2 separate regions of the Homo sapiens genome follow, and region 2 is linked to region 1. Evidence: chromatin loops called from intact Hi-C (ENCODE). Cell type or tissue: PC-3. All regions are shown on one strand. Each heading gives the region's core, and the rest is flanking DNA. Links, peaks and the distances in the headings are about the cores only. Region 1 holds the start of LOC101928008 (a long non-coding RNA gene). Region 2 overlaps SBF2-AS1 (SBF2 antisense RNA 1).

Region 1 (12,183 bases), core at 1,564-6,563:
TGGTGATCTAGGAAGCTGTGGCCTGAATTTTTGTAATACCACAAACTGATGAAAAGACCAAGCTATAGACATAATCACTCATGAAGACTGAAAAGGCAGTTCCATAATTAGGACCCTCTATCTCCACTTGAATATCAGTTTTTCCCAACTTGCTTCAAGATACAATGTGTATTAGACAGGGAAATAATGTTTAATGGTTCCAGGAGCTACTTCAATAATCGGTAAAGAACGAGCACACTCCTTCACTCCCTGCCCCCTGTAGTGAGCCATCTCCTTCCACTGTGAATGAGCACTACACACAGACCATCCTCTGTTACATACAAGATCTATGGCTCTCTCCTGCTTCCTGACATGGGCTTGCATGACAGCTGGAGAGCCCCTCATGCTGGGGCAAATTGTGTGAAGCCTAAAGACCAAGAGAAGCTACTCCCAGTACCAGTCTCATTTCGTAATGAAAGATATCAATTTCCCTGCCACCCATCCTAACCCACTACTCAGAGCCTTCAGCTCTGGGCTCCACAGTTAACTCTCAAGAGGTAGACTAGGCTTCAGAAGCTGTTGTGGAAACTTTTTAATTCAAGCATAATTCACATACAAATGCTCAAAACCTAGGTGATATCACTACCACCTAGGTCAAGAAATTGACCACTACAAGCATCCAAGATCTAGTATTTCCTCCAAGTCACTATTTATTCTTCTTTCTTAAAGATTACCACTATCCTGCCTGGCATGGTGGCTTACACCTGTAATCCCAGCACTTTGGGAGGCCCAGCTGGGAGGATGGCTTGAGCCTAGGAGTTTGAGACCAGCCTGGGCAACATAGTGAGACCTCTTCTCTACAAAAATAAATAAATAAAATAAAAAGAAAATTAGACAGGTTTGGTGGCATGCGCCTAGTCCCAGCTACTCAGAAAGCTGAGGTGGAAGGATCGCCTGAGCCAGGGAGGTTGAGGCTGCAGTGAGTTGGAATCACATCACTGCACTCCAGCCTGGGAGACAGAGCAAGACCTTGTCTCAAAAAAAAAAAAAAAAGATTACTACTATCCTGACTAACAATGTGGATGAATTTTGCTTCTTTTTGAATTCTAGATAAAGGGAATCAACAGAGTTTATTCTTTCATGTTTGGCTTCTTTTGCTCAATATTATGTTTATGAGATCCATCCGTGTTATTTGTACTCACGTGTAGTTTGTTCATTTTCATTACTGTATTTCACTGTGTGAGTATGATACCATTTATCTATTCTCTTGTTGATTTTGAGTAGTTTCTAGTTTTTTTAATTATTAAGAATGTTGCCATGAACATTCTTGTAGATGTCTTTTGGGAGCACATATGTATTTCTGTTAGAAATTCTACTCCACCTAAGAGGAGAATTTCTAGGAATTAGGTTATGAATATGTTCAGTAGATGTTTAAATGTTTAGACAGCATTAGACAACTTTCCAAAGTTATTTAACCAATTTATAGTCCTTTTTACTCTCTTGATGATATCTCCTGATATACAGAAGTTCTAAATTTATCAATTTTTTACTTTATAGATAATGTTTTTCCTATCCCAAGAAATCTTTCCCTATACCTCAAGGTCATGGAGACATTCTCTTATCTTCTAGAAGCTTTATTGTTTTAAGCTTATTTGCTTTAACCTTAATAACAAACCTATTGTTTTATTGTTTTAACCTTTTACATATAGATCTATAGGTCAATGGGAATAGGTCAAGATTAATTTTTCCCAGCATCCTTTATTGAAAAAACATCTTCTATCCACTGCTCTTAAGTGTTATTTTTATCTTAAATCAAGTATCCACATATGTTGGGGTGTTTCTGTTTAATATATTCCCTATTTTGCTCCACTGGTCCGTTTGTCCATTCTTGTGTCAGTCCTATACTGTCTTAATTACTGTAGCTTTATAAAAACTCTTGACATCCTATAGTATTATTCTGTAAGACTATCTTGGCTACTCTGCCTTCCACATTTTTATGTAACTCTTAGAATTACCTTTTCAGTTTCCATTAACATTTTGCTGAGATTGGGACTGATTCTATAGAACAATTTCAGGAAATTCAGTTTTAGAATACTGAATATTCTAATCTAAGAACCTGAAATATCTACTTATTTAGCTCTTCAATGATCTTCAATATTGTTTTAAGTATTCCATGTAGAGGTCTTGCACTGGTTATTAGATTCATCCCTAAGTAATGTTTTTTAGTGCTACTGTAAATAGTAGGAATAATACCAAAATAGCATCACTTTTTGAAAATTTCATTTTGTAATAATGTTTTTAGTATATATATAATTATTGTAAATGACCTTGTACTAGTGACCTTATCAGTGACCTTGTACTAAATCCACTTAATAATTTTAAAAGTTTATTGGCAGATTCCTACAGATTTTCTACATGTGCATTTTGGTCATCTGTGAGTAATGGCAGTTTTATTTCTTTCTTTTCAATTTTTATACCTTTTATTACTTTTCTAGTCTCTTTGCACTGCCTAAGACCTCTAGTACAACACTGAATAGAAATGGTGATAATGGGCATCCTTGTCAGGATTTCAGAGAAAAAGCTTTTAATATTTTATTTATTTCTAAGATAAGTAATTTCCTGTGTAGGATTTTTAAGACAGAAGATTAAGGAGCTACCCACTGTTCCACTGTAGACTTCTCTGAGGCCTTCAGGGCGCTACTCATGGGAGCTCATTCTTACTCTCTTTTGCTGAGAGCTTTTTTCTAAAGATCACAAATGTGACAAAAAATACAGAATTTACATAAATAAATTTACATAAATAAAACTCATAAGTGTACTTTGCATTTGCAAAATGCTTATCTTTATATAATAAACTTCTTTTTAATTCTGTTAATGTGGTAAATTACACTGACTGATTTTCAGATGTGAAACCAGTACTCTATTCCTACAATAAACTCCACTTGATCTTAATGAATTGCTGTGTGTAAAATAAACCTTTTGTCATTATCAACCATCCTTTCTTACTGCTTTTAAAGTCTACTTTGATATTCATATAGTGACAACAACTTTTTTTAAAGGTAGTTTTGCGTGGTATATTTTTTCTATCCTTTTACTTTCTACCTTTTTATATACTTGTATATTAGATTTGTCCCTTAAAAGCAGCAGAAAGCTTTTTTTTTGGAGACGGAGTGTTGCTCTGTCACCAGGCTGGAGTGCAGTAGCTTGACCTCGGCTCACTGTAACCTCCACCACCAGGGTTCAAGTGATTCTCCTGCCTCAGCCTCCCAAGTAGCTGGGACTACAGGCACAAGCCACCATGCCCAGCTAATTTTTGTATTTTTAGTAGACACAGGGTTTCACCATGTTGGCCAGGATGGTCTCCATCTCTTGACCTCGTGATCTGCCTGCCTCGGCCTCCCAAAGTGCTGGGATTACAGGCGTGAGCCACTGAGCCCAGCCACTTTTTTTTTTTTTTTTTTTTTAAAGCAAACCCTGATCTCTTTCTTTGAATTGGAACATTTAGTCAATTAATAATTAATGCAATTATGGATATATTTGAATTTAAATCTACCATCTTACTACTTGTTATTTATTCCATTTGTTCTATGTCCCCTTTTTTTTCCTTTCTTGCCTTCTTTTGGATTATTTTTTATTATTCCATTTCCTTCCTGCTAATAACTTAATGGATATATATTACTTTTTACCATCATAAATGCTTTATAACCAGTGTTCTAATAAGTCATCTATTAAAATTTTATTTTACTTCTGACAGATTGGAATGATAAATGAGTCTGTTTTCTCAATGGCTGGCATAATTTTGATAGCAAACTTTCCAAACAGCAGGACATCACACCCCGACAACATGACTCATCTTCAGAGAAAATTTAGTTAGAATGACGGAGAATTCCAGAAAAATTACTGCATACTCAGAGTGCCAATTTTTCAGAACTTCATGCAAAATGTTTATTTGGCCACAATCTCAAAACTATATTCCCAACTTGTTTCTGAAGTTTCATATTAATATTTGTAAACTTAAATTGCCATTTAAAATGACATATCTATCTTCAAGAGCAACAGGGTTGAAAGTAACATTAAGATAACTTTCTAAAATATGTACAAAGCTTACAATTTACAAAGTGATTTCAGAGCTGTTTAAGCAGGAATTTATAAATGCAAAGAAAAATCTTACCTGGAGATGAAAATGACTAAACTTGTGGATGGTGAAAATGTAATTTTAGAAAATATATATTTACATATAGTAAAGCATGGAATAAGACTCAACATATTTGAAAAACAGTGAGAGATGACAAGAACTGAAAAAAGAAAATGCCTCTTTATTTACATCCTTTAAGTAATATTCCCTTGAAAACATTCCAATTAGACCGCATAAGAAAGCCTTGCCTACACCTGGGTCAGCAAATTATAGCCTGTGGGCCAAAACTGGCCATGCCTACTCATTTCCTTACTGTCTGTGGCTGCTTTTGCGGCACAGTTGAATAGCTGCAACAAGAGACTCTATGGCTCATAAACTGAAAATATTTACCAACTGACCCTTTATAGAAAGAGTTTGTGGCTCCCCAGCCTACAAAAGACTTTCATGTCCTCTATTGGGCTGGGAAAATCCTGTTCTTCAAGTTATCTTTAGTCATGCTAGAAAAGAAGCAAACTGGGAAGAGAAAGACAAGAGAAATTCATAGGGGGTGAGTACTTTACCTTTCACCTTCTCACCTACTAGAGGTACTTTCAGTAAGGTAATTGTTCCGAGAATGCCAATGAGATGCTTGCTCGTATCCTGGAGACCTTGTTCTTATTTTCAGGCATTTTTATCTATCTCAGGGCTATGGATGCAAATGGCCTATTAAAGATTCAAATAAGAAGAAAGGAAGGAAGACCTCTTTTTGGAGCCCACTGACACACTTACCTCCGGCAGAGTGAATACATCCTGTTGGAGGCAGTAATTCTAAAATACTCGGGTCTTGAACGGGAAGAGCTGCCACTTATGGTTCCTAAACCTAAACGCTGATAGTCTCTGAAACAAGCTTTTTCCACCAACTGTTCCATTGTAGACTTCTCGGAGGCCTTCAGGGTGGTACTTGTGGGGAGCTCACTCTCATCTGAAACTGTGATGGTAGAGACAGATATCGAAGAAATGATTAGCTCAAAGCAATTGAGGTCTTCAGGGTAGTACCTGTGGGGAGCTCACTCTCATCTGAAACTGTGATGGTAGAGACAGATATCAAAGAAATGATTAGCTCAAAGCAATTGAGGCCTTCAGGGTAGTACCTGTGGGGAGCTCACTCTCATCTGAAACTGGGATGGTAGAGACAGATATTGAAGAAATGATTAGCTCAAAGCACAGGATTAAAAACTTCCTTTTGGGCTGGGTGTGGTGGCTCACGCCTGTAATCCCAGCACTGGGAGGCTGAGGTGGGCGGATCACAAGGTCAGGAGTTCGAGAGCAGCCTGACCAACATGGTGAAATCTCATCTCTACTAAAAATACAAAAAATTAGCCAGGTGTGGCGGCAGGCACCTGTAATCCCAGCTACTCGGGAGGCTGAGGCAGGAGAATCACTTGAACCCGGGAGGTGGAGGTTGCAGTGAGCTGAGACCGTGCCACTGCACTCCAGCCTGGGCAACCGAGCGAGACTTTGTCTCAAACCCCGCCCCCAGCCGCAAAAAAAAAAAAAAACAAACCCGCTACTTTTGAAGAAGACTCTTACACCAAGACAGGTTTATATTAGGATGACAAGTATTATGTATATCACAAATTAAATCATGTAACTTCTGTGAGGAATCACACTTAAATAAACATAAATTAAAAGTGTAATGAATAGTCAAGAAATAAAATATCAGTAATTCAACTAAAAAATGTCAGGAAAATAATACCATTTAAATAATTTCTAAAAACAATATAATTTTGAATTCATTACCTACACTGTTCTGTTTCATGAAGGCTTGCTTATTGTCAAATTGCAGTGATTTCTATTTAGGACTCTATAAAAACACCCAAAGTTTGTCAGAGGCTAACCCATCAGTAAAATTTATCTTTCATAAAATCACTATACAAACTCATCATCCAGATTTCAGTTTACTTTTCAGACTATAAACTTTTATTAGAAATTTCTGGATTAACCAGAAGTTCACTAGAGGGAAAAATAACTTTATTTCCTCAGAGAGGTATAAAGGAGTTACACTTTTTTCCTGGAAATATTTTTGTTAGAGGATGTGGTGTACGTGGGAAATCCCCTCACAGTTTTACAATCACAGGTTACAGAATCCTTTACAATTTTAGATGTGGAAGAATTTACTCAATAATCAAATATTTTAGGGAGGCTTTTTTTTTTTTAAAGAACATTCCTAATTGGTACTGCATGTTCTAACTGGGGAAAAAAAAAATCCATGTTAAAAACTGTCCTAATTTACTTCCCTATTTATTTTGAAAGTAAGAGACATCAAATCAAGCTTTCAAAGTTTTTGAAAATGTACTCAAAGTACTAATGTGCAGGCAAAGATATGGCCCTCTTTCATTAAAATATATTTTAAAAAAGCAGAACATCAACAATTAAGTGTTTCAATTTGTGAACTTCAATTCATGTTTCCATTTGTGAACTTCACAATGCAATATCATCAGGTATCAATTCTGTGTTGGCCTTTAATTTTCAGAGGAGCAAAGAACATTATATAATTTGGTCTTTTAGTAGAATAATTATCATAGAATAATAGGTTTTGTTCCATGAAATATAAAAAAAATTGAGTTAGAAGAGTCAATAGTGATGGGTAGCGATAATATTTTTATGGTTTGACACATGACTGTGAAAAGATCAGGGTTCCAACAAATGGGTGTGGTGTTATTTCAGTGATATAATGGTGGGTATTTTCATTGCCCCAAAGGCAAGCTTGTATGTACATGTTCTCACCCAGGGCATGCATACATACATACAAAACCACATAGGTTCTTTTTTTTTTTTTTGAGGCAGAGTCTTGCTCTGTCCGACCCAGGCTGGAGTGCAGTGGTGCAATCTCGGCTCACTGCAACCTTCTCCTCCCAAGTTCAAGCAATTCTCATGCCTCAGCCTCCTGAGCAGTAGGGACTACAGGCGCATGCCACCATGCCTGGCTAAAATTTTGTATTTTCAGTAGCAACAGGGTTTCGCCATGTTGGCCAGGCTGGTCTCGAACTCCTGGCCTCAAGTGATCTGCCTGCCTCAGCCTCCCAAAGTGCTGGGATTACAGGCATGAGCCACTGCGCCTGGCCCACATAGGTTCTTTATCCCAGCAACTGAAAATGGAGACCGGTTAGCCAGTGCTTTCTCTGAAGATGAGGTTTCTTTTTTAAAATGTTGTTGTTGTTAGTAGTAGTTTTTGCAAAACCACCGGTGACTGATTCTAAGATCCTGAGGGGAAAAAAAGGGTGTAATGGCATTCTGCCTCCCATTATATCAGCTTCTCTGTAGTGCTGATTCCATAGCATATTTGATACTGGGTTAAGAATGGGAAACAGTCACTCAGAGATTTTGCTACTAGCTTTCTGCCTCTATTTTTCCCACTGAGAGATATTGTAGCTGTTCTTTCAAATATTTAGCAAGTATTTTTTCTTATGACCTAAGTATTCCTTCATCTTAGGTCCCCCATTTTGATTAAGAGCACCAACAATGTTCTTACCAAAAACTGAAATCTTCAACTTGAAATGTTCAATGTCCTTACCTTAAATTCTTATTCTAGAAGGATAAGATACAGGGGACTACTCTATACCTAAATTTCCCATGCAGTGGGGTTCCCTTCTTTCTTCTTTTAATGAGACACACATAAAAATGACCAATTAGCTGTATGAATTTAGTAAAGAAGTATAATTTAACAAAATATTACCTGAACAATGGGATATTGGGAAAATATTTTTCCCCCAGTTCTAAGAAGCTGGTAAGTGCTTCCATCTTCTCATGAGATCTAGGTTTTTGTGAATCAAGATGTAAGTGCAACTACATCTGAGTCTCTTATTCATATAAGAAATAAAGTTGAATAATGAAGGAAATTCAAGTTTTCACATACCAGATACATCATCATCTTCATTCCATCCAGGACGATTTACTCTTTCTTCCACAATTGTCCCTGTCTTCTTCTTCAGTAAATATTGCCGCCCAATTGTCATTTTCCCTGCCCTTTTGGCACCTTTCACAATTGTTTTTGAGAAGGTACTACAAGTCATAAAACCAAAGAGAATGTCAACTTAATATAAAAGCACTACTTGTATTGTTGACACCTACTTAGCTCAAATTGTTTCTTCTCCTTTCCCACAGCCACTACTGGTCCAGACTCTTGTTAAGCCTCTCCTTCTTTAGGTTACTTTTAATATGGCAGTAGACTAATTTCCCATAAAACACCACTGTCATCAGGATACTGTCTTAGGAAAAACGTGCAGGAAAATGTAAAGTGAGACACAAACTACTTATCACCCCAAATCTAAACTCCTTGGTTTAGCTTGTCGGGGAGGACTGCCCTGAACCCACTCTGGTTATCCTCATGCCACTGTCCCTACCACAGTTCCCACAAAGCATGCTTGTTGGAGTCCTCCTACATGGAAAGCCAGCCTGCCCACTTCTCTACTTACTCAAACTCTCTTTCTACCAACTCACAAGCCTTTCTTTGAGATCATATGGCCTTCATAGTTGGCAACACATTTGCTTATTTCTTAACTGTTTTAAGTGTGTATATGTGATGTCCTGACTCTAATTAGCTGTAAACTTTAAGAAGCATAGAAAAATAATATAATTCCCCTTTTTTGAAGGAGAAAAATAAGAAATCAGAAACTTGAGTATCCTTTTGAGAATCAGCTTTAATTAAAGGGAAACTAAGATGTAATGGACCTAGAAGTACTTTATTTATTCAAACAATTTAACCCTTCTTGCTGACAGAAAATCTAGGCAATCCAGAGAATTAAACAGAGAACCTATTTCCTGACTAATCAGATGGAGGTGAAGACTCTGAAGACTGTTCTTGATTATATTCTTCTCTATCACAAAGAACTCTTCTGGTGTTTTCTTGCCATTCAGTAAAAAGTGATAAGGCTTCTTTTATTATCAAATAGTTTCACCAGACTCCATCTTTAGTTATTTGCAATGTAAACCTGAAGGTTATGAAACATGTTTGAGATAACAGCTGGGAATCATAAAATACTGATATTTCCTAAATTAAACTTATTGTAAATCACTTGTGTAACTTTTATTTTTTAATTTTTATTAGTGGGCTTTCTGGCAAAAACTGGAAAGTCTGCTAGACAAATTCTAAAAGAGCTGTAACACTAGGTGTAACTTAAACTCAATGGGATTTTTGAAATTTTTTCCCAGCTAAAGCTATATATATCTTTTGTTTCATATACCCAGGCAACTCTTAAAATTTTTAAATTGCTACATCTCTGTTGCAGCTGATATAACAGGCTTGATACAGGTATATATTTCTGAAACTAATATAAATATACATGTTTCTGATAGTTTCTAAATGTAAAATACCACACAAAGCTTTGTCTCTTCCATTGAAGGCTGAGATAACAAACATCATAGGCTCCTCTCCGACCCTATGGTGCTAAGACAAGATGCTTGGTCCACTGCTGTAAATCCCTAGGAACTTGCTCATGCTTCAGCATACCATACCTGGATATTACCTGGTAAGCAAAGCTAGACAGGTGGCTAGCTGTGCAACTGAGAAATAATATACTGTCTGGAACCTCAAATTTTCTATAATCCCCAATCTACCCTTCTTTCAGGCAAAGGAAGGGCCTCTTTTCCAAAGTCTGCAAAGCTCTCCCTAGTATTGTAATTTGTATTGGCAGATGCCCGAATTCTACATGGTTAACAGTGAATGAAATTTTAGCCCTTATATTTTATCACCGATGGAAGATAACTTAAAACTATTGTTATTTCGTCATAACTGAAGTTTAAAACTTTCAACATAAATTTCTAAAAACTTTCTAGAAAATAAGGGTTCATACTAAAGAAATATGACAACTAAATGCAATGCCTGATCCTGGATTAGATCCTGGACCAGGAATAAAAAAGTTAGGTACTAAACTAAAAAAGGATCATTAACACAATGTGAATATAGACTCTGGGTTAGATAAAAGTTTTATATTAATTAAATTTTCTGGCTTTGATTACTGTGCTTATATAAGATAATGCCGGACAAGGGGAGGGATAGCATTAGGACAAATACCTAATGCATGCAGGGTTTAAAACCTAGATGATGGATTGATGGCTGCAGCACACCACCATGGCACATGTATACCTATGTAACAAACCTGCACGTTCTGCACATGTATTCCAGAACTTAAAGTATAATAAATAAATTTAAAAAACAAAATAAAATAAAAAACATAAAAAGATAATGTCTTTGTTCTTAGGAAACATATTGTGATGTACTTAAGGATAAAGGGACATCTTATATCTAACTCAAATGGCTCAAAAAAAATATGTGTATATATGAGAGAGAGAATGATAAACAAATGGACCAAAGTAGAAACTACTGGTGAATCTGGGTAAAATATATACAGAAATTCTTTGTTCTACTGTTATGAATTTTCAGTAAGTTTGAAATGTTCAAGAGTTATGAAAAACAGAAAATATAGCCTCCTGTTTCTAGATAAAAGCAAATCTGTCCACTGGGCCTGGATATTAATAAAAGCTGAAGGGATTGGTCAAAAGCATTTAGAAAGTGATCAATATGGAAAAAAGAGAAAATAGAATTTCACATTCTAAAAATGCATTGTGAGCAATGGACATGACAGTCAAAGCCTCTGGTAGCTTTTAGTTTTTGAAACTTGCTACATTTATCAATGCTGCTGTTCCGTAACTTTATGATCTTGGCCCCATGGGCTTGACAGAAACAGAACAGTGAATGAAAACAGCAATCGCTTACACCTGGACACAAAGGATAGGTTACTCCTTTTGCAATCAATTACGGGAGGGCTGAAATTAACAGACTTGTCTTTCTTCTTACCGAAAAGAAGTGTTCTTTTCCTTCTGTTTTGGTAAAATTATTTGTGGGGTAGTTTGTCCAGCAGCAAAAGCAAAGGTACTGAAAATGGACTGAGGATAACGGAACTTCATCAGCTGTTTCTTAAAGATCTCTACTACTTCTGGACTGACTTCTTCATCAAATGCTACCTTAATCAACTAGAAGCAAAAGAGATTAAACACAAAAGAAGCATTAAGGATTTCCTGGCAACTTTCCCCCAAACAACAGAATATAATAACACAAAATGGCAAGACTGGAGGTCAAAGGGACTTTGGATAACATGCAATACAATTTTTAAATTTTTAAAAATAAAAAAAGGCTCAAAAAGGTTTACTTGCCATAAATGGCTAGTTGGCAAGGAAAATCATGTATCTTCAAGTCAGTTTCTTTAAGATTATTTCTTCTACAATGGGATAGGGAATTGTATAGCAAACACGCCCTTCTCATTTCTCAACTGGTTGGTTCCAGATAGAGAATTTGGCCTAATAAGGTCTCTTCCTACCCAGATACAACAAATGTAGGAAGAAAAGAAATCCATTTGACTAGAATCCTAATCAGTACAGCTAGGCAATATTTGAGTGTGGAGTTCTTTGGTAGTCGGGACAGTGAGGAAATCCTTAGGCAGCCAATGCTTTCAGGTGATGAGAGAAGGTCTGGAGCCTAAAGATCAGCAGCCTTACATTTCACACAATTAGCATAGAAGCCAATAGGAGAGATCCTTGACTAGAAGGAAAGAGGCAAGAACTGGCATTCTTAGAAATCTGAGAAGTGATGAAGAATAAGACAAGCAAAATATTGCAAACTGAGAATTTAAGAACAGGAAAAACTAAGAAAAGGTCACTTCTTCCAGGGTCTGGTTTGCATTATTCAATAATTATTGAGTTATTGCAGTAATTCTACAAAGTTCTGATACAGTCATAAACCCCTGGAAAACCTCTTGCTTTATCAGGGGTATGCAACTAGTACCAATAGAACTTTAGCCCTAGCTATACTGTTTACCTTTCCATAGAACAGCCACAGGGCATTTCCTTCAAAACAGATGACAAGATAATTGCTTTTTATCTAAAGGCTTCATCAAACAGGTATTGAGGTATAACTTGGCAGAGAATAAGAACCAATCGTACTTGTCTAAGTTTCTAAGATCACTCATTATTGAGTATCTGCTGGTACTCTGAGTTGGCTAAGGGGCTCCAGGGATTAAATCCAAGACTATTCA
Region 2 (12,183 bases), core at 4,912-9,911, 64 kb before region 1:
CTGTGTCCCCGCCCAAATCTCATCTTGAATTGTAGTTCCTATAATGCCCACATGTCGTGGGAGGGACCCAGTGGGAGGTAATTTAATCATGGGGGCAGTTACCCTCATGCTGTTCTTGTGATCCTGAGTTCTCACGAGATCTGATGGTTTTACAAGGGGCTTTTCCCCCTTTTGCTCAGCACTTCTTGTTGTTGCCACCATGTGAAGAAGGACATGTTTGCTTTCCCTTCCACCATAATTGTAAGTTTCCTGAGGCCTCCCCAGCCATGCTGAACTGTGAGTCAATTAAACCTCTTTCCTTTATAAATTACCCAGTCTTGGGTATGTCTTTATTAGCAGCATGAGATAGACTAATACAAGAGAGGTCACGAAAAACAGGTGGAATCCAGGCAGTGGGTGGGCCTACGTCAGAAAGAGTCTGCATGCGTAAGTGCCAGTATCACTAGGGTGTGTATATGTGAGAACATGTATGCCCTTGTTTGTGTTGCATGTGTGTGCACAGGATTATATGTTTGCATGTGTGAGTGTCCCTCTTGGCCTTGCAGCAGCTGCCTCTGCATATCACATTGCACCTATGCCCCTCTGCCTCATCTTATTCTCCCTAGGCCATCCCCCATCCAATTTGCTTGTTCTGAGCTCCTGCCCCCAGTATACAGCTGTTGTACGAATACGATGCAATTGCACAAATCACTGTGGTTCATTATATAGCCCTATTAGTTTCCTATTGCTATTGTAACAAATTACTACAAATTTAGCAGCTTAAAACAATACAGATTTATTCTTACTATTCTGGAGGCCAGAAGTCCAGAATGGTGTTACTGGGCTAAAATCAAGGTGTTGGCAGGGCTATGTTCATTTCTGGAGCTCTGAGGGAGAATCCATTTTCTTCCTTTTACTAGCTTCCAGAGGTTGCCACATTCTTGGCTCACATCTGTCCCCCTTCCATCTTCAAAGCCAGAAATGGCTCATTAAATCTTTCTCCTATTGAGTTTCCTATCGGGTCTTTCTCTGACATTTGCTTCTGCCTCCCACTTCCACTTATAAGGACCCTTGTGATGACATTGGACCGATCCAGGATAATGTCTTGGTCAGCAACCTTAATTTCATATGCAACCTTAATTCCCCTTTGCCATGTAAGATGACATATTCACAAGTTCCAGGGATTACAACATGGACATCTTCAGAGAAGTGGGGGATTATTCTGCTTACAGCAAATAGCCTGGGTCTACTTTAGGTTGTGAGTTCTTTGGGGGCTGAGCTGTACTGTATTCATCCAGAGATTCCTTGGGAGCAATTCAGTGCCCAGTATGCACCAGATGTTTATAATTTATTCAATATATTTGTTCCTTCCTTCCCTCTCTCTTTCACAGCGGTCCACCCCCATCATGGTCTGATAGCCCTCCCAACCTCTCTGGCCTCCCTGCCCATTGTCCCTCACAGGTGCTTCCCTTAGAAAGGAATGGTTCCATATCTGAAAATTAGCTTAGGTTTGAGAACCATTGACTAAAGAGCTGGCCAGCTCTCTAAGAGGAAGGACCTTGCAGAATTGCAGCAAGTATATGTCACAATGATTCCTTCATTTTTTTCCCCCAAAGGGACCTATGGCCATTTAGGTAATCATTCACTAGAGAAATGGGGATAACAAGACATTTTGAGGAGTAGCAGATGCAGAGTTTGAGTTAACATTAACACTTGGAGCCCAAAGCATCATCATGGCCCCTCTTTAAGAGGCCTTTTGGAGATCACTGTGATGTGATATGGCAGAAAAGTCTAGGGGCCTTCAGATGTCCAGTGTGTCAGCAAGAGAGGCCAATGCTGAGCCCCTGAAATGGCACTATTCCTTGAGACCAACTCATCACTTGGGGCAAGTCAACCGCATCAGGCCCTTTCAATTCTGGAAGGGCCAATGGTTCATCTCTACAGGGATAGAGACTTATTCTGGGCATGGGTTTGCCTTTCCTCACCACAGAGCCTTAGTTAGCGTCACTTTCCAGGGATGTACAGAATGCCTGATCCAAAGGCATGGAATTCCACACAGCACAGCACTTAACTGGGGGACAGTATGATAGCAAGGGTCCTATTGAACTATGTATGGTTTGCGGCTGCTGCAGGGCACTTGGGATTCTTCGTGCTCAGAAACCAGCAGACAAGAAGAGTCATCATACTGGCAGGGATAACTGACCCGGATCAACAGGAAGGGGCAAGGCTGCTTCTGGATAATGAGGGCAGGAGGAATGTGTGTGGAGCCCATGTGATCCACTGTGCACCTCCAGGTAGCCCCACTGTAATTGTGAAAGGATATGCAGCAACCCTGAGAAGGGTTTGATTATTTAGCATTTATCCCCTTCCCTCCCCCTCCTCTCACCCCCAGAATGAAGGTTTGGCTCACACCACCAGGTAAGCCACCAACATCTGAGGAGGTTGTTGAGGGTCGGGGGAATTCGGAATAGATAGTGGACGAGGGAGAGAATGAAGGCCAGTTATGGCTCCAAGATTAACTTCATTGGTAGGGGCCGTAGTTAGTCCCACAGACCTCCTGCTTTCTTCTGAGTTCCCCTTGGGAATAGAGGCCCAAGGGAAATGGGGAGGAACTTCTCCCTGAACCTGGTGGAGAGTAAAGATCTGTGTGGCACAAGGGGTAGACTGTGATGTTAACACTATAGTTGTAGTATATTTTAGACAGTTCAAATTATGACTCTTTTTTTAATTTTTATTTTTTTGAGACAGTCTCGCTCTGTCACCCAGGCTGGAGTACGGTGGCATGAACTCAGCTCATTGCAAACACCACCTCCTAGGTTCATGTGATTCTTGTGCCTCACCCTACCAAGTAGCTGGGACTACAGGCATACACCACCACACCTGGCTAATTTTTGTAATTTTGGCAGAGATGGGGTTTCACCATGTTGGCCAGCCTCTTTTCGAACTCCTGGCCCCAAGTGATCTACCTGCCTTGGCCTCCCAAAGTGCTGGGATTACAGGCATGAGCCACCACGTTAGACCATTTTAGCCCTGAATTTTCCTTGATATGATTTGTCCATTAGTATTTGTTGTTGTTGTTGTTGTTGTTGTTGTTGTTGTTGTTGTTTTTGAGACAGGGTCTCGCTCTGTTGCCCAGGCTGGAGTACAGTGGTGCAATCATGGTTCACTGCAACCTCAACCTCCTGGGCTCAATTGATCCTCCTGCCTCAGCCTCCCAAGAAGCTGGGACAACAGGTGCATGCCACCATGCTTGCCTAATTTTTATACTTTTTGTAGAGATGGGGCTTTGCCATGTTGCCCAGGCTGTTCTTGAACCCCTGGGCTCAAGTGATCCATCTGCTTCGGCCTCCCAAATTGCTGTGATTACAGGCGTGAGCCACTGCACCTGGCCCATTAGTTTAAATATATTCATGAGAATAGACCATAATATGTAGCTGGCTGGAGTCTCAGAAAACCTTGGCATGCCTTAATATTTGAGAATCCCATTTCATTTCTTATTAATCTCTTGAGAGCAAAGAAAATCCTATAAATCCTGTCAGAGAATGTCAAGAGTTTGGACCCATGTTTTAGATAGTGACAACTGTCCTAGTGGCTTTTAAATAGCCATCCTGCCCCTGCCATTTAGAATATTTATTTTTGCTCTCAGAAGATATTTAGAAACAAGCAAGGGAAAGGAGCCAAATCATTTACAGATTCATGTAACCAAACCAAAATGAAACCAAGATAAGAATGTTCACAAAAATTTCAACCCAGGAATGTAGAAAAAATTAAATTATGCATGCATTTATTAGTCAGGGTTCTCTAGAGGGACAGAACTAATAGGATAGATATATATAAAGGGCAGTTTAGTAAGTATTAACTCACATGATCACAAGGTCCCACAATAGGCTGTCTGCAAGCTGAGGAGCAAGGAGAGCCAGTCTGAGTCCCAAAGCTGAAGAACTTGGAGTCTGATGTTCAAGGGCAGGAAGCATCCAGCACGGGAGAAAGATGTAGGCTGGGAGACTAGGCCAGTCTCTCTTTTCACGTTTTTCTGCTTGCTTTATATTCTAGCCGCACTGGCAGCTAATTAGATGGTGCCCACCCAGATTAAGGGTGGGTCTGCCTTCCCCAGCCCACTGACTCAAATGTTAATCTCCTTTGGCAACACCCTCACAGACACACCCAGGATCAATACTTTGCATCCTTCAATCCAATCAAGTTGACACTCAGTATTAACCATCACAACGAAGAAAGAAACAAAAGTGAATTTACCAGAGAAGTCATGTCTTGCAGAAAGAACGTGGATTCTGGAGAAACCAGAGTACTCAATCCAGAAAGACACTTGTCTTTAAACCAAAAAAGATAAAAAACCTTTTATCATTCCAGGAGAACGTACAGTCCTTTATTAAAGGTGGCTTTATAACGAAACCAAATCCTGAATAAAGTTGATATAGGAGGAGTTAAGAAATTAGGCAGATAGGGTAAGGAAGTCCTTGGTAAGGTTTTCCTTTTATGAAAAGTAGCTCCCAAATGATTTTCTTTTCTAACAAAGAGCAGCCTGTAAAATTGAGCTGCAGACATAAACAAGGAAGCTAGAAGTTTGCATGGGTGAATGCCAGCAGCTGTGCCAATAGGAAAAGGCTACCTGGGGCTAGGCATATCCAACATGACAGCTCCATCTTCCCTTCTCTTTGCTAGCCACGCATACCATAAGAAGCAGACAAGATGGCACCAGCCAAGCAAAGACCTCATTTGCATAATAAGATTAGGGTGGTGCGGCCAGATTCCCTGGGCACTACGTAATGTCACACCTGGTCCAACCAATCTTTGGGCCCTATGTAATCAATCACCTCCTCAAGCCTGTCTATAAAATCTGTGCACTCCACTGTGGGCCGGAAGTCCCATTTGGGAGCCCATCTCTCTTGAAGGACAGAGCTAGCTGTTCTTTCTCTTTCTTTTGCCTAGTAAACCTCTGCTCTTAAACTCACTCCTTGTGTGTGTCTGTGTCCTTAATTTTCTTGGCATGAGGCAATGAACCTCGGGTATTACCTTAGACAACAACTCCTGTTCAAAGTCAAGAGCTTCTACCAAAAAGGGAGAGGCTTGGCCTGAGAGAAAATGCACCAGGGCAGAAAATGTGAGCCATAGAAACAGAGTGCTCAAAGGGCTCAGGCGAGTATTGCACACTAGTTCCAAGAGTCACGAATTCCTTCTGATATTCTTTTTCAGGTCCTGCTTCTGGACACCATTTATGTCACCCTACATAACAGAGAGGGTCTCTAAAAGAAAATAATATTTATTTAATAGGGCTGTATTAGTCTGTTCTTGCATTGCTATAAAGAAATACCTGGGCCGGGCGCGGTGGCTCACGCCTGTAATCCCAGCACTTTGGGAGGCCGAGGCGGGTGGATCATGAGGTCAGGAGATCGAGACCATCCTGGCTAACAAGGTGAAACCCCGTCTCTACTAAAAATACAAAAAATTAGCCGGGCGCGGTGGCGGGCGCCTGTAGTCCCAGCTACTCGGGAGGCCGAGGCAGGAGAATGGCGTGAACCCGGGAAGCGGAGCTTGCAGTGAGCCGAGATTGCGCCACTGCAGTCCGCAGTCCGGCCTGGGCGACAGAGCGAGACTCCGTCTCAAAAAAAAAAAAAAAAAAAAAAAAAAAAGAAATACCTGACGTCAGGTGTGGTGGCTCATGCCTGGAATCCTAGCACTTTGGGAGGCCAAGGTGGGAGGATTGTTTGAGCCCATGAGTTCAAGAGCATCTTGGGCAATATAGTAAGACCCTGTCTCTATAAAAAAATTAGCTGGGCATGGTGGAGCACACTTGTAGTCCCAGCTACTCAGGAGGCTGAGCTGGGAGGATTGCTTGAGCCCAGGAGGTCAAGGTTGAAGTGAGCTGTCATTGCGCCACTGCACTACAGTCTGGGTGTCATAGCAAGACCCTGTCTCAAAAAAAAAAAAAACAAAACTATAAGAGGTTGAACTGGTTCATGGTTTGCAGGCTGTAAGGCTGTAGAGGAAGCATAGTGGCATCTGCTTCTGGGAAGGCCTCTGGAATCTTACAATCATGGTAGAAGGCCAAGCGGGAACTTTCATGTCACATGGCCAAAGCAGGAGCAAGAGAGTAAGGGGGAAGGTGCCACACACTTTTAAACCTCAGGAGAACTTACTCACTGTCATGAGAATAGTACCAAGTTGATGGTACTAAACCATTCATGAGAAATCCACTCCCATGATCCAATCAGCTCCCACCAGGCCCCACCTCCAGTTGGGGATTACATTTCAACGTGCGATTTGGGTGAGGACACACATCCAAACTATATCAAGGGCATTGCAATGGGAATACCTATATAACACCATAGTAAACTATGTGTGTATTCAGGGAGGTAAAGGAACACAAAGGTTTTTTAAAGGAAAAATGAGGATCATTACATAATTGTTTTGAGATAATTATCCTGGCTACAAGGATCAGTAACAAGGGTGACACTAATCCAAGGCTGGACAGGCAGTTGCTAGACAGATGCCTTCAAAGGAGTAATTTTTGTGTAAGGTTGCAATGGCCTTTGTGCAAGGTTGCAATTTTTGCAGGTTTTTTTTTGATAGTTTTTGTTATCAGGCATTTATGCATGAGTACTCTCTCTTCATAGCTTTCCCTGGCTCAATTTATCAGGCTTTTTTGTTTTGTTTTGTTTTGTTTTGCTTTTTTTTAAACATAAGTGACTCCATTTTGATTCTGACAACTTTAACATTGACAACCATGAAAAGATTTCTCTCAGATCTCTGACTGCAGGGACTGTCATTGACTATTGGCCTCAGCTGGTATATTCTGAAATCTATTACTGTGTTTCCACCAAAACCATGCTTCCCATGGACTGCTCCTAGCCAATGATTGAGCATGGTGGGGATCCTAGGAAGGCCCATTCTTGGAATATGTGGGATTCCCCTGATGGCTCAAGGACTTCTTATCTGCCTTGCTGAACTTCCTTAGAACTGCACTGCACTCCAAGTCTCCTCCACTCATCTTTGCTTCCCTTTCTTTTTCACAAGGATTACACCAGCATCATCGTCTCTTGGCTCTTCCAGCCTCCCCAGAGTTCCTGCCTATCAGGCATCTGCTTCTCAGAGGACTGAGACACATTCCTGTTACTCCAAGAACAATTCTGTTACCAAGGACCAATGCTGTGGTCCGTGGACCAGCAGCACTGGCCTCATTAGAAACGCAGAATGTCAAGCCCCACCCCAAACCTACTGAATCAGAATCTCATTTTAACAAGATGATTCATGTATGCATTACAATTTGAGATGCACTGATTTAGATGATTTGGATTTTTCAGCAAATCCTTTAAATCTCAGTTTGGAAACTGAGTCCTTGCCAAGGTAAATATTTGGAATCACAAAGTAACAGATCATCTGCGTCCTGCATTTTTATAAGTCAAAGCCCAGCAAAGTTAAGGGACTGATTCAAGGTCATAGATTACATTAGAAGAGAGCCAGCACTAGAAGCCAGGTCTCTTGCCACCCAGCTCTTCCCTACCCCCGCAGGCTCTGCTGTGAGCAGGCTATTTGCTGTAAATATGCATTGTTTAGTGTGGTAGCAGTGGAAATAAGGCTAGTTGTGGTAGAGTACAAAATATATTTGTCCTTTGTTCTGGGTTCCTGGCGCACAGTGTCTAAAACCCTAGAAATTCCCTAAGTGATAGTTTGTTATTCCTAACACACCCCACCCTTTAGGAGTATCTTTTGCTATTCATAACTGCCCTTCGCAACACCTGAGTTTATGCTAACAAGGTGATTCAGGGTGGGGTCCCTAGCTAGGTTAAGGATGTGGGCTGGTCATCTGAAAGACCAAACAAGTGAATAGAGGGTGGGAACTTTCAGCCACCCCCAACCTCGGGGGAGGGAGGGTAACTTGAGACTGGGTTGTAAAAACTCTTGAATAATGAGATAAGGAGTGCCTCTGGGTTGGTGAACACATCAGATGCTGGGCAGGTGGTGTGTTGCCTCCCTCCATACCATGCATCTCTTCCCTTTGGCTGATCCTGAGGTGTATCCCTTAGAAATAAGCTGGTAAATGTAAGTAAAGTGTTTTCCTGAGTTATATGATTTGTTCTGGCAAATTACTGAACCTGAGGAGGGGGGATTGTGGAAACCTTCATATTTATAGCTGGTTGGTTAGAAGTTCTGGTGGCCCTTGGAACTTGCAACTAGTGTTTGAAGTGGGGGCAGTCTTGAGGACAGACCTGAACTTGTGGAGTCTACGCTAAATCCGGGGAGTTAGTGTCAGACTTGAACTGAATTGTTGGATGTCCAGTTGATGTTGGAGAACTGGTATAGAAACATGACATGCATTTGTTTTATCAGAAATGGCCTCTGAAAAAAAAATTAGTCCAAACTCAGATGTGCTGTAAGTATAAAATACACACTAGATTTTGAGGATTTAGTATGAACAAGGAATATATTTCATTAATTTTTTTTGGTATTGTTTACTCATTAAAATATTTTTGATATATTGGAGTAAACATATGGTAAAAACAAATATATTAAAATTAATGTCTTTTTTTAACTTGAAGATATCTATGGGGCTTGCATTATATATGTTTGATGGTGCTGCTGTAAACCCTATCTCTTCGTCAACACTGCTTTATTCACTGCTTAATTCATAGCTTTGGCTGGCATTGCTGAGGGCACTTCTCTGTTATCAGCTTGGGATCTTTCAGAAATTCTTTATGGGATGATAGGGCTACTTAGTAACTCTTACAAGAATCCCTGATTAAATACCTATAAATGTCAGTTTCCCTTGAGAAGCAAATGTGCCATGTTATTAGCAGTTTAAGCTCTAGCTCTGGAGTGGAGACAATAGAGTGAAGGGGTTTGGGAGGTGGGAATAAAGGATTTGGGTCAAAGGGGTTGGGAAGTGACTTATGCTATGTGCTCCTTTGAGTTTGCATCTTTCAAGAGCCCATTATTAGAAGGGTTTTGTCACTGGGACCACAGAAGGAAGGGCCCTGTTAAGGCTTCTGCAGGTTGCCAAGCCCTGGTCTTTCTCCCTTGGAACTGTAAAGCAAAAAAGTATATGAGACAGGTCTCAATCAATTTAGAGATTTATTTTTCCAAGGTTAAGGATCATGACCCAGGACACAGCCTCAGGAGGTCCTGAGAATACAAGCCCAAGGTAGTTGGGTTAAAGGCTCTTGTTTTTATATGTTTTAGGGAGACATAAGACATCAACCGACACATGTGAAGTATACATTGATTTGGCCTGGAAAGGCAGAAGCTTACAGGTCACAGGTGGATTCAAAGATTTTCTGATCGGCAATTGGCTGAAAGAGTTATTATCTAAAAGGCTGAAATTAATTGAAAGGAGAGTCTGGGTTAAGATAAGGGGTTGTAGAGACCTAGGTTCTTAGGTAGATGAAGTCTCATAGGTGGCTGCCCTTAGAGGCAACAGATAGCAAATATTTCCTATTCAGACCTTTAATAAAAGGTACTAGACTCTTAGCTAATCTCTTCAGGATCAGAAAAACACCGGGGAAGGGAAAGGGATCCTCTACAGAATGTAAATCCCCTCCCCCCGCACAAGATACAGCTTTGCAGGGCCATTTCAAAATATGTAAAAGGAATGTATTTTGGGATTAAAAAAGCTTTGATTTCCTTCAGGGCTTGCTATCTGTTGTGTGATGCTATACTAGAGTCAGGTTGGAATTTGGTATTTTATTGTGACAGTCTATTTTGTCAGTCTTAAGATCTGTTTTAATGTTAATGCTGGTCTGTTGTGTCTAAACTCCAAAAGGGAGAGGGTATAAAGAGGCATGTCTACCTCCTTGCCCGAGCATCATGGCTGGAACTCGTTTTTCAGGTTTCTCTGGAACCCCCTTGGCTGAGAGGGGGTCCATTCAGTCATCTGGGGGGCTTGGAATTTTATTTTTGTTTACAGAACCCAGTATTCTCCCCGTTCACAGTTAAGACCTGAGGAATGAAGGGCATCCAGATACTGACGCTGTGAACACAGCTTCTACTCAACCCCTAATCCCAGTTGTCTCCCTCCTGACTGAATCTCAGGGACACGGCAATGTGTAATGGTAGCTGTTGAGAGGCCTAGGACCAAGGAAAGGCTTGAGGGCCCTTGGCTAGATCAGCATGCTCTTGAGACTGAGGAGAACCGAAAGCTCAAGGGAATATGTCACTATCTATCTCACCTTGAGCCTCAGTGGCTATTTGGGATCCTCTTGCTTGGCTCAGAGGACTCTGGATGTCAAAGGACTTAAAGGCTCTGCCCTAGATGAAAACTTGCATTCTCTGTTGGCTACATGAGGTAAACTCATGGGCTTAACCAAGGAAGTACTGTCTAGAACTGAAATCACTGATCATTTGTACTGTTTAACAATTCCGTTTGGGAGGCCGAGGAGGGTGGATCACGAGGTCAGGAGATTGAGACCATCCTGGCGAACACGGTGAAACCCCATCTCTACTAAAAATACAAAAAATTAGCTGGGCGTGGTGGTGGGCCCCTGTAGTCCCAGCTACTTGGGAGGCTGAGGCAGGAGAATGGTGTGAACCCGGGAGGTGGAGCTTGCAGTGAGCCGAGATTGCGCCACTGCACTCCAGAACTCCAGAGCCTGGGCAACAGAGTGAGACTCTGTCTCAAAAAAAAAAAAAAAAAAAAAGTTCCCTGAAGCAGAAAAATCTGCTGCTCAAACAGACTTCAATGTCTCATGCCTAAAATTTTCACAAATTACCATATACTCTGGGTGGTGGAATGGACCCAGAATAGGTAAGGGACTTAAGCAATTTCAAACAGCTTATTAGAGACAGTGGTAGGAGTGGCAGCACATATGAGAATCTTGGCCTCAAGTCTCTTACCTAAACTCTGCAGAAGTGTGTCTGGAACCCAGAAGCTCATGCTAACATGTCCAGTATCCCTAGTTACTTCTTGAGCAAAGGGCAGTGATGACATTAGGAGAATGAAGGAACAAAGTGGGTCATGCTTTGTTTTATTCTTGAACCTTTAGTCCCATGTATGAATCCTGAGTGTTACCCTCCTGAATGCTGTGCACTACAGAATGAACTTTAGTTCACAGTAAATGAGGGATGCTTTTTCTTAAGAAATAAATTTAATTCAAGGTGGTTAGTGAATGTGAGGCAATGTAATGCCTTCACGAAAGTTAAAGTAATCCAGTTACAAAAGAAGCACTGTGTATAGTCTCAAATAGCTGAAGGTACAATGGGCTCCATATTTTACAAAGTACAAAAAATTATTTCATATACAAAGAAAAATACAAATAATGTGCAAAAACCATTTTCACAGGTGGCAATTTATAAAATGGAAATGATAGAAAAGTCCTTCATTCTTAATTATCCCCAGATTTCTTATATATTAACACAGTTCTATTTCCTAGTGTGTGGACAATTTTAAATTTGAAATTCTGATTTATTTTTAATCTACAAAGTATTTTTATTTTTTAAAAGGGAACCATTTCATTATTGAAATCTTATGAATGCATCAGTTAATTTATATTAAATTATAAGCAGGCTATCTGAAAAACAAGGATATAGAAATCATATATACACATTTTTGAAATATTAGTTTAGTATTTAACATATTAACATTTCAAAACAAATGCAATGATCTAGCTACCTATGACGCCAGCTGGTGTCAGTGGTTGTAGCGAAGATGCTGTTTCTGTTTACCATGAGCAAACAGCATTTCTTGGGTCTTAAGCTAAACAATCACAAGTTATCAAAGTAAAGAAAATCTAAAGACAGTTCTTACTTTTCATGTGTAGAAGTGTAGTTTGGGTATCCAGTCATGCCACAGTGTGACTGTGGTCAACACAGCCCTTGTCACAGGTGCGTATGGTCCTAAATAGCTGGCCTCTGTCTTTCCAACATCTTCACTTCATTGGGAATTCAGTGCAAGTGTTTGTTTTGTGAGTTAGTGCATTCAGCTTTTTTTGCATGTTATTTTGAAAAAGAAGCTGTCAGGAAGCAGAAGATACATAAGAACACAAGGCCCTGGATCCTCAGAGCACCTCTGGTCTAGAGAATTCAGTGTTTTGGAAGTAGTGTTTTCCTGCATTGGGCTGGTCATTGTTGTACCATTCCCTGGATAATCTTTTTCCATCAGAATAATGCTGTGTGCTCCCTCTTTGCCTGCTACTGAACAATGACGTCTCTTGTTGTGAACCCCACTGGCAGAGCACGGACCATGGAAGCATCTTT

Evidence for each region. Hi-C counts contacts between places; a loop is a spot of excess contacts. Peaks named below come from ENCODE experiments on the same cell type or tissue, not always from the same donor. Only the 100,000 strongest peaks of a DNase experiment are listed, where the experiment ranks them.
Region 2: a loop joins it to region 1, with 3 times the contacts of the local background. A loop is called at or near these places in 5 of 110 quality-filtered maps.

Annotation. Positions count from the first base shown.
Region 1 is chr11:9,834,616-9,846,798 of GRCh38, forward strand. SBF2 (SET binding factor 2) reads right to left here. Exons shown (of 40, transcript NM_030962.4): 24 at 10,950-11,125; 25 at 8,010-8,155; 26 at 4,883-5,081. LOC101928008 (a long non-coding RNA gene) reads left to right here and starts at 4,527. Exons shown (of 3, transcript NR_120539.1): 1 at 4,527-4,661. It also overlaps the pseudogene RNU7-28P. In PC-3, for the core only: no CTCF peak of the experiment used is centred there; a DNase peak (open chromatin) is centred at 4,516; H3K4me3 peaks cover 461 bases; H3K27ac peaks cover 2,343 bases.
Region 2 is chr11:9,767,729-9,779,911 of GRCh38, forward strand. All of the region lies in intron 1 of SBF2-AS1 (SBF2 antisense RNA 1), which reads left to right. It overlaps SBF2 (SET binding factor 2), which reads right to left. Exons shown (of 40, transcript NM_030962.4): 40 at 10,940-12,183. Among named protein-coding and RNA genes, the nearest start is that of LINC02709, 14 kb to the left of the region's middle. In PC-3, for the core only: no CTCF peak of the experiment used is centred there; a DNase peak (open chromatin) is centred at 7,263.